Regions from separate parts of the Homo sapiens genome. Here region 2 is linked to region 1. A link is a contact called in ENCODE Hi-C or POLR2A ChIA-PET data. All regions are on one chromosome and are shown on one strand. Each heading gives the region's core, a stretch centred on a gene start or an enhancer-like site at or near the end of the contact. The rest is flanking DNA. Distances are from core to core; before and after follow the strand shown.

The links. A loop is a pair of places that touch in the nucleus more often than their neighbours do. ChIA-PET counts read pairs that join two places held with the same protein, here RNA polymerase II (POLR2A). Pooled maps may share reads with other maps.
Region 2: a loop to region 1 is called in a map of PC-9, with 8 times the contacts of the local background. The contact joins two enhancer-like sites. A Hi-C loop is called at or near these places in 1 of 168 maps with a recorded cell type or tissue (PC-9) and 1 of 50 pooled maps. POLR2A ChIA-PET finds 5 or more read pairs at or near these places in 1 of 52 experiments (A549).

What each region holds. Positions count from the first base shown.
Region 1 is chr13:105,989,166-105,993,702 of GRCh38, reverse strand. No RefSeq gene overlaps it. Among named protein-coding and RNA genes, the nearest start is that of LINC00343, 280 kb to the right of the region's middle. Within about 2 kb of position 2,047, at least 5 of the 41 ENCODE cell types and tissues checked have a DNase peak (open chromatin) inside an H3K27ac peak, as active enhancers do.
Region 2 is chr13:106,101,712-106,106,248 of GRCh38, reverse strand. No RefSeq gene overlaps it. Among named protein-coding and RNA genes, the nearest start is that of LINC00460, 270 kb to the left of the region's middle. Within about 2 kb of position 2,313, at least 5 of the 41 ENCODE cell types and tissues checked have a DNase peak (open chromatin) inside an H3K27ac peak, as active enhancers do.

The DNA of each region.
Region 1 (4,537 bases), core at 798-3,297:
CATAAATGTCTGACTAGGTACGTGCTATAGACTGAATGATTTGTTCCCCACAAGCTCACATATTGAAGCCAAGTTCTCTAATGTGATGGTATTTGAAGGTGGGGCCTTTAAAAAGTGATTAGGTTATGAGGGCAGATCCCTTATGAATGAGACTAGTGCCCACACAAAAGAGACCCCAGAGAGACCCCTCACTCCTTCCACCATGTGAGGACACAACGAGAAGATGGATGCTTATGAGCTAGGAAGGGGGTTCTCTGCAGGTGCCTTGGTCACGATCACAGCCTCCAGAGCTAAGAATAATCAAATCTCGTTATTTATAAGCTACCCAGTTTACAGCATTTTGTTACATCAGTGCAAGTAGGCTGAGACAGTATGTGATTTAACACCTTTGATTTTCTGGTTTCCCTAACAGCTCCCTTGAGTCATAAGATTAATGCAGGACAGAGGTAAAGTGTCAAGAAGTAGTTCAAGGGCAAAGTGGAGAGAAGCTTTAAGTAGATATCCTAACAGGAATGAAGAAGAAGACCTGCTTGTGACTGGGCATGGTGGCTCGGGCCTCTATTCCCAGCACTTTGGGAGGCCAAGGCAGGCAGATAGCTTGAGCCCAGGAGTTTGAGACCAGCCTGGGCAATATGGCAAAACCCTGTCTCTCCAAAATTACAAAAATTAGGTGGGCATGGTGGCACATGCCTGTAGTTCCAGCTACTTCAGAGGCTGAGGTGGGAGGATACCTTGAGCCAGGGAGGCGGAGGTTGAAGTGAGCTGAGATTGTGCCAGTGTGCTCTGGCTTGGGCAACAGAGCAAAACTTTGTGGGAAAGGAAAGAAAGGAAGAAAGAGAGAAGAAAAAAGAAAGAAAGAAAGAAAGAAAGGAAGGAAGGAAGGAAGAAAGAAAAGAAAGAAAGAAAGAGAAAGAAAGAAAGGGAGAAAGAGAGAAAGAGAAAGAGAAAAAGAGAAAGGGGAGGGGAGGGAAGGGGAGGGGAGGGGAGGGGAAGGGAAGGGAAGGGAAGGGAAACGAAAAAGGAAAAGAAAAGAAAGGAAAGGAAAGGAAAGGAAAAGAAAACAAAACTTACTGGAAGCAGAGAGGAAGACAGATAAACTGGCAACAGATAAACAGATAAACAGAGAAAGACAGATAAACAGCAGTGAGTGATTTCTTTATGGTACCTGTAGGCATAAATTAATTAAAACTCATATAGAAATGTATTCTCATAATGATAACTCCATTATAGGAGGAGAGTAACATTATTTCCGGAATATCCTGTTGACCAAGTCAGGGAAATATCTAATGTGGTTTTAAAAGTTTTTAAATATAAAACTGAAAATGGCAATACACTGGCTAATAGACTCGCTCAGCTGATCTCTCCTCTTAATGATGTCAGACATTCAGGTCTCACAAAATAAACAGAGTTTGTTGGTGGCATTTTAAACACTGACATACATAATCTATGAAACAAACTCTTCTAGTTGGTGACTAGAATAGACTGGTTTTCTGCTTTGGATTCATCCATTCATCAGTCATTGGGCAAGATAGTTTTCATTAGCTTCCTCCATTGTCAGCACTATCTAGGCATCTGAAAGGCAAAGGACTATAAAACACAGTTCATTTTGCTCTATGTGCTCATTGTGAGCAGCTGGATTCAGGCATGAAAAGTCAACACAGCAAAATATTACAGGAGCTGTGGCAGGAGTACGTGCAGAGCCCAGTGGATGCCCCTGGAAGGAGGCTCATGGTGTGGAAGGCCAGGGCCCTCCTTGCATAGTAGTGAGAAGTAAACAGCTGTTGTAGGTGGCATTCTTGGCAGAAGGCATTCCTGGCAGAAGGAGCAGTACAAACAAAGGTATGGGAGATGTGGGGAAAGGAGCAGCGTGACAGCTGGAACTGGAAACTTAGCATGTCGCAAGAATGCAGTTGGAGGGAGGACTGCTGAGACAAACCACAGTAGCCAGAATACAGAGGGCTTTGTGTGTCATACCAAGGAGTTTGCACCCATCCTCTAGGCAACGGGAGCCATTCCAAGTTCTCAGTCAGGGTCAGCATGATCAGACTTGTGTTTGGAAAGTGACTTTTGTACCAGGCAGAGAATGGGTTGGAAAGACATGAGTCAAAAGACCAGCTGAGAAACCAATTATTTAAGAAAAGAATGGTGAGGAACTGTGTTAAGATAGTAAGCAGGTAAGTTCACTGTTATTACTCATTTAGACAAATAATTAAGAACATCTAAAATGCATATAGCTGTGCTAAATACTAGAGTGTATGAAGAAGAATATGACCATAGTTCTGCCATCATTAAGATTACAATCTGGCAAAGCAGATACTATTAACACTACACGGGCTATACCAGGGGATGATGTGTAACCTGACAGAAGAGGCAGTATGAACAGCTGCAGAGATTCAGATGGGAAAGTGAATACATTCTGTTGGGTCAACCAGAAAAAAATGATTTGTGAATATTGTGGAATATCAGACTGGCTTTGAAAGAAGAGTGAGCTTTTTTAGGGGAACATTGTGGAGGAGAACTCACCAAGTGAGGTAACAGCATGAGAAAAAGGCATCAGGGCATATGCATAGCCCACTTTTGATGAGCAGTGAGCCACCCTGTTGGTACTTGTAGAGGAGATGTGTGAACTGAGACTGGAAAGGGAGTTGGTGCCATATGGTGGAGGCTCTGAAATGCAAGAGTGAGCAATTTGTACTTAATTTGGTCTATCATTGGGAAACACTGAAGGTTCTAATGAAAGAAGGAACATACTACAAGCTACCTTTGAGAAAACCTTATCTATCATCACTGGATAGGATGAATTAATGATAGGGAAACCAGAAAAAAGCTATTGGCGTTAATGTGAGATCACAGAGGCCAGAATCTAAAAGATAAACAGGAAAGGGAAGGAGGGGCTTGGGAGTAGAAGTCAATGCTATGAGTCTTAGTGATGGGTTGGGTGTGGAGGATGGGGGGTGGGGGCTGAGTCAGACATAGCACAGACATGTTGAGCTTGAACGACTGAGGAAAAATTAGACCCACAAAGAGAAATAAGGAAGTGAGAAAAATGGGATATTTGGGGGAAGAATTTAATTTAGGTCAAATGGCTGGCAGGACATGCAGTTAGAATTCAGTAGTTCTCAAGCAGGGCAATTTTACCACTCCCCTACCCCACCCCACAAGGGACATTTGGGAATGTCTGCAAACACTTTGGTTGTCCCATCTGGAGCCAGGGAGTGCTACTGATATCTAGTGGGAAAACATCCTGTGAGGCACAGGGCAACCCCAACCACAAAGACTCATCTGACCCAAAATGTCAATAGGGTTAAGGTGGAGAATCCCTGAGCCGGATGTTTCTAGTAGAATAACAGAAATGATACTTAAGGCAGTCGAGATTTTGGAAATCACCAATTAAACAATATAAATTATAGATATAAATTATTGTGAAGGTAGGCCCAGGAGTTATCTATCTAGAATCTACTGTTCTTTACTACTGTTGGTCCTGGGCTACAAACCTGTACAGCAAGCAACTGTACGGAATACTGTAGAAAACAGTAGTAAAGAAGATAGATAAATTTGACTTCAGAATTCTACCCTTGAAAACCCCACCTCTGAGGGAAGGAGACAAAAAAATGGAGCCACATAGCAGACAGAGATAGAGGCACCAAAGAAACCTGAGAGCAGTGGGCGGTGGTGGTGCCGAGGAGCTGGTGCTGACAGTCTTGGGAAAGGCAGCAGGGGACCTAGGAAGAACACAAGGGGACGCAGAAGTCAGACTGTCCCTCAGGGGATCCACGGTAACCCCCTGCTAGCTGCACCATCTTGGACAAGTTACTGGCTTCTATGTTTTAGCTTCCCCATCTCGAAAATGCAAGAACAATGCTCACCTTGAGGGATTGTGAGGATTAGGGTTGCTTTACATGGTCATGCATCATATAATGATAATGACATACATAACAGAGGTGCCGTAAGATTCTAATGGACCTGAAAATTCCTATTACTGAGTGATGCTGCCGCCATTGCACCATTGTAGCACAACTCACATGCTTGTGGTGACGTCGGTGTAAACAAGCCCACTGTGCTGTCAGTCATGGAAAAGTCTAGCACATACAGCTATTAATATATACAGCGCCTAATACTTGATAATAATAAATGACTGTGTTAGTTGCTGGTTTATGTATTTACCACACTACATGGTTTATTGTTATTTTAGAGTGTATTCCCACTATTTATTAAAAAGAAAGTCACTGTAAAGCAGCCTCAGGCAGGTCCTTCAGGAGGTATCCAGAGGAAAGCATTGTTATCCCAGGAGATGACAGCTCCATACACGATACTGCCCCTGAAGACCTTCCAGTGGGACAAGACGTGGAGGTGGAGGATGGTGATATTGATGACCCTGACCCCGTGTAGGTCTAGGCTAATGTGTGTGTTTGTGTTTTCATTTTTAACAAATCAGTTTAAAAACTAAAAAATAAAAATCTTAAAAGTGAAAAAAGGTCATAGAATAAGGATATAAAAAAAGAAAATACTTTTTGTACAGCTGTACAATGTGTATTTT
Region 2 (4,537 bases), core at 1,064-3,563, 110 kb before region 1:
TAAAATGCACCAGGAAGAAGTCCATGCTTTCTATGGCATACAGATGTCCATGTGGGCCCCTCGCTTGGAATTCTGGCCTAATCCCTTCACATGGGTCTCCCAGCTCAAGCATTACCAAACTAATGGTAAATGTTCTAAAAGGTTCATGCTACCAGGGCCTTGAGGCTTTTCAAACGTTGCTCCTAAAGTCTGGGATCTCTAACTTCCTATCAACTGCATGGCACTGTTCTATGTTACTCTAGACCTGGGAGCCCAATCTTTTGGCTCCCCTGGGCCATATTGTAAGAAGAAAAATTGTCTTGGGACACACATAAAATCCACTGACACTAACAATAGTAAGTGAACTAAAAGAAAAAAAAAATCTCATAATGTTTTAAGGAAGTTTACAGATTTGTGTTGGGCCACATTCAAAGCCACCCTGGGCCGCATGTGACCTGCAGGACACGGGTTGGGCACACTTGCCCTAGACAGAGTCTAAATGTGGCTCCCTGCAAAGACTTCTCTGACCTTTGCAGGTGGTGTGCTTCCACCTCTGTGCTCATAGCTATGAACATAGGTTCATAATTTTATTAGAGAACTTCTGTCATTATACTGAAATTTTGCTCATGTGTCTTCTCCCCTAGGAAGAGATATCTTTGAAGGTGGAGAGTTAGCTTGATTTATTCCTCTTCTCAAGTGCCAACCCACTGAAGGTGCTTGAGAAATGTTTATGGGCTGAAGGGAGAACCGGTGTTATGAACTGAATGTTTGTGCTCACCCTCTACAAAAGAATGTATATGCTGAAGCCCTAATCACCAATGTGACTGGATTTGAGGTTAGGACCTCAGGAGGTGATTAAGGTAAGATGAAGTCATAGGGTGATGTGCTAATGTGTTAGGATTAGTGCTCTTATAAAGAGAAATAACAGAGTGCTCTCTCTCTCTCTCTCTCTCTCTCTCTGTCTCTCTCTTTCTCTGTCTTTGCCAAGTGGCTATCCACCAGCCAGGAAGAGGGCCCTCATCAGGATGTGAATAAGGTTGCCCAAGACCTTGATCTTGGACTTCTCATCCTCCAGAACTGTGAGAAATATATTTCTGTTTTCTAAGCCACCCATACATGGTATTTTGTTATGATACACCAAGGTAATTAAGACAAGGTGGTTATGAATATACATGCCATTATACTGGGAACAGCTTGTATTGTGGGTGAACCAATTGCATTTTAATCTTAGACTAGGTGAATTGCTCACTGTGCCTCAGTGTTCTCTTCTTTACAATGGGTATAATAACAAAACCCACATCAAAGGATTGTAGTGAGGATGAAGTAAAATAGTATGGGTAAAATTGCTTAGAACAATGGCTGGTACTTAGTAAGCATGCCATAAATATCAGCTATCATTATTATGACCTATAGATATTCCTACAGAAAACTAGAATACAATCATTTAATGCAAGAAAAGCCATTTAAGAATGGCAATGCATTTATTCTTCCTTCCCTGACTTATTCAACAGATATCTGTTGACACACACTACATGCTGTGCACTGTTTTCGCTGCTGGATACAGAGCAGAGAACAAGCCCAACAGAGCCGTGTCCCATGGGCAGAGGCTTATACTTTAGTGGAGCAACAAGCAATATGAAAACCTAAGTACAATAAGAAAAAGGGGTAAAAAGTGTCAGCTGGAGGGTCACATTCTTTTCTGGTCCTGGTAGGACAGGTCTGTTGTGAGGAGGGAGCCCATGGGAATGGCAGCTGCTCCACAGGGGAGGTTGGCACACTGCTCCAAGGATACTGATGAATTCTAAAGTATTAAAAGTGAGTCAGAAAGAAAGGGGAACAAGACAAACAAAAGCCCCAAACAGTCATGGGCTTGGTATGTGTTTCTGTCCCAGTGAGGGCCTGACTGAGTAGATAAAGCTCCATAAAACGGGGAAGGATCTTTGTCCTTTTTCCTCTCTGAATCCCCAGTACCTAAAAGTGTATGTGCAACACAGTGGCTGCTCAATTAAAACTTGTTGCCTGAATGAATGGAAGATGGAGCTTTGAAAGTTTCCAAAGAATTTGGAATTTTTCCTTAGAGCAATTAGTGCCACTACAATCTTTTGAATAGTAGAGGGACAGAACAGACAGGGTTTTAATTAGACTAACGCCAAGAGGTGTGAAGAATGGACTCACCAGGGGCAGAGAGACCAAGGGTATGGAAGCTGTTACAGTCATTCTTGTGCAAGGAGATAGGACGTGGATTGGGGTGGAGGCAGGAGAATGAAGGGGAAGGGCTGGGCGGAAGGTACGTCGTAAAAGGGTTCGTGCCTGTGGTCTGATTGCACCAGGCTGACCAGGAAAGCCAAGTTTAAAATAGCAGCAAAGCTGAAGACAGGCAAAGTCAACACATGGGCTGAGGGAGAGGCCATGGAGGTATTCTGGTGAAAGGTGGGAAGCAGATCCGTACCCGTGATAACACCGCACCTCTTGGTTGTTCCGTTGGAGGTGATGAGTTGGGTTGATGACGGGTACCTGGCGGGATGCTCAGGTGGTGCACACCAGTGAGGCTGTGCTGGTAGTTTAAGGGGAGGCTGTGCTTTTTGCTGTGGTCGCTGCTCTGATTGGGGATGCCCCTGCCCTTGCAGGGAGTACAAAGTTTTGATGCTATCCCTGACTATACCCACGTCTTCCCTTTCCTTCAGCCATGCTCAAAGTACACATATCACTGTCTCCAGTCTGACAGGTGTTAATTATGATTTGTGCTGAGAAGAAAGCAACAGAATATGCCTCTACTGATACGTACCAAATATATCTATCTCACCGGGTACTGACATGCACTGGATGAGAAAAAGTTTCTCAGATTGGGAATGGTTGGAAAGTAAAAGTATAAAGAATAGGCATCTTGAAGATACACTACTGTAAAGCCATTTGGACACAGAATGGCTGGAAAGAACCTAAAGAAGAAAACAACATATAAAAGGCAGAGAGCTAATATTTGTTTTATTCAGAGTCTGGCTCCAAGAGAGAATGCAAACGAATGTGAGAGGGTGTTTAATCTGCTCATATCATCAGACCCATAGGATCATTCGTAGTTACACCTGCTAATGATACACATCTGCCTAAGAAAACCATGTTTTTAAAAATAGACAGTGGTATAGTGCCTGGTGTGTACATATATTTTGCATCATCTTGAGAATATCTGAAAATTTTCTATTGAATGCATGCAGAGGAGGTCATGCATTCATTTATTATTTCAACAAATATTTGGTACCTCCTCTGAGTGAGGTGATGTGTCAGGCCCTGGGAAGACATTACAGGCAAAACACAGTTTCTGCTTCATCGAACCGATAGTTGAGTGAGACAGAAGTCACAGCCCAAGGGAGCATGATGTTTCTTTGAAGTATGAATTTGCTTTTATAAATTCATATGAATACGAAGTATATCTGTGTTTGCTCTAAAATGCATTGCTTTAAAATAATGTATACTCCGTGCAAATCTCCATTCAAAAACTCACGTTGTACCAGAAGAAAGAGCAATATATTTTCTATGAGCTAATTTAAATGGTATTTTGGGACCCCTTCCTGCATAGCTGGCTGATATGGTCTGGTTCTGTGTCCTCACCCAAATCTCATCTTGAATTGTAATCCAAATTGTAATCCCCATGTGTTGGGGGAGGAACCTTGTGAGAGGCGATGAGATTGTGGGGGCAGTCACCTCATGCTTTTCTTGTGATAGTGAGCGTGTTCTCGTGAGATCTGATGGTTTTATAAGACGGTTTCCCTTTTTTGCGTGGCACTTGTCATTCCTGCCACCGTGTGAAGAAGAACGTGTTTGCTTCCCCTTCTGCCATGATTGTAAGTTTCCTGAGGCCTCCCCAGCCATGCTGAACTGCGAATCAATTAAACCTCTTTCCTTTATAAATTACCCAGTCTCGATAAATTCTTTACAGCAGTATAAGAACAGACTAATACCCTTGCAGGACCATTTGACCTCAGTGTATCTTGACTTTCCCCTTCCCTCCTCTGAGACCTGTGTTCAGGGGGTCTGAGGAAGGTCAAGACCTTGGAAGTGTGAAGCCCTGTTCAAATGTTTCTTCCAAGACAGCTGTCTCAAGCTCACTGTGCCCACAGGACAGGCGCTCCTGACTCTGGGGCTCCCCTACCACACTTGGTGCATAAGGGTCTTCTCTAGGCTGCTCATGGTTCCTCCAACTGTAACCATCCCCAATCTGAGCTCTTGCCAGCCCCAAAGATCTGCTTCTGACAAATATTCATTGCTCCAAGATCCACAGAACTCCATTCTTACCAGCGTGCCTCCAACCAGCCTTGACCATCTCTTTCTTGGCTTGAGAAAATCTTTCTCTCTTCGTGATTATTGCAAGGATATTTTGTCTGCAACAAAGGTTAGGTAATTTTAGAAACACCATACTAGGCTTTTTGCTGGGATATGACTTTATGGAGCCCTTGAGGAAACAGGCTCAGCCCATGCTACTGGCTTCAACAGAGAGAAGAAAAGGGATCTAATATGCAGGGAAAGAAAATACAAGTTAACATCTTATCTAAAAAAAGTTCCCAGC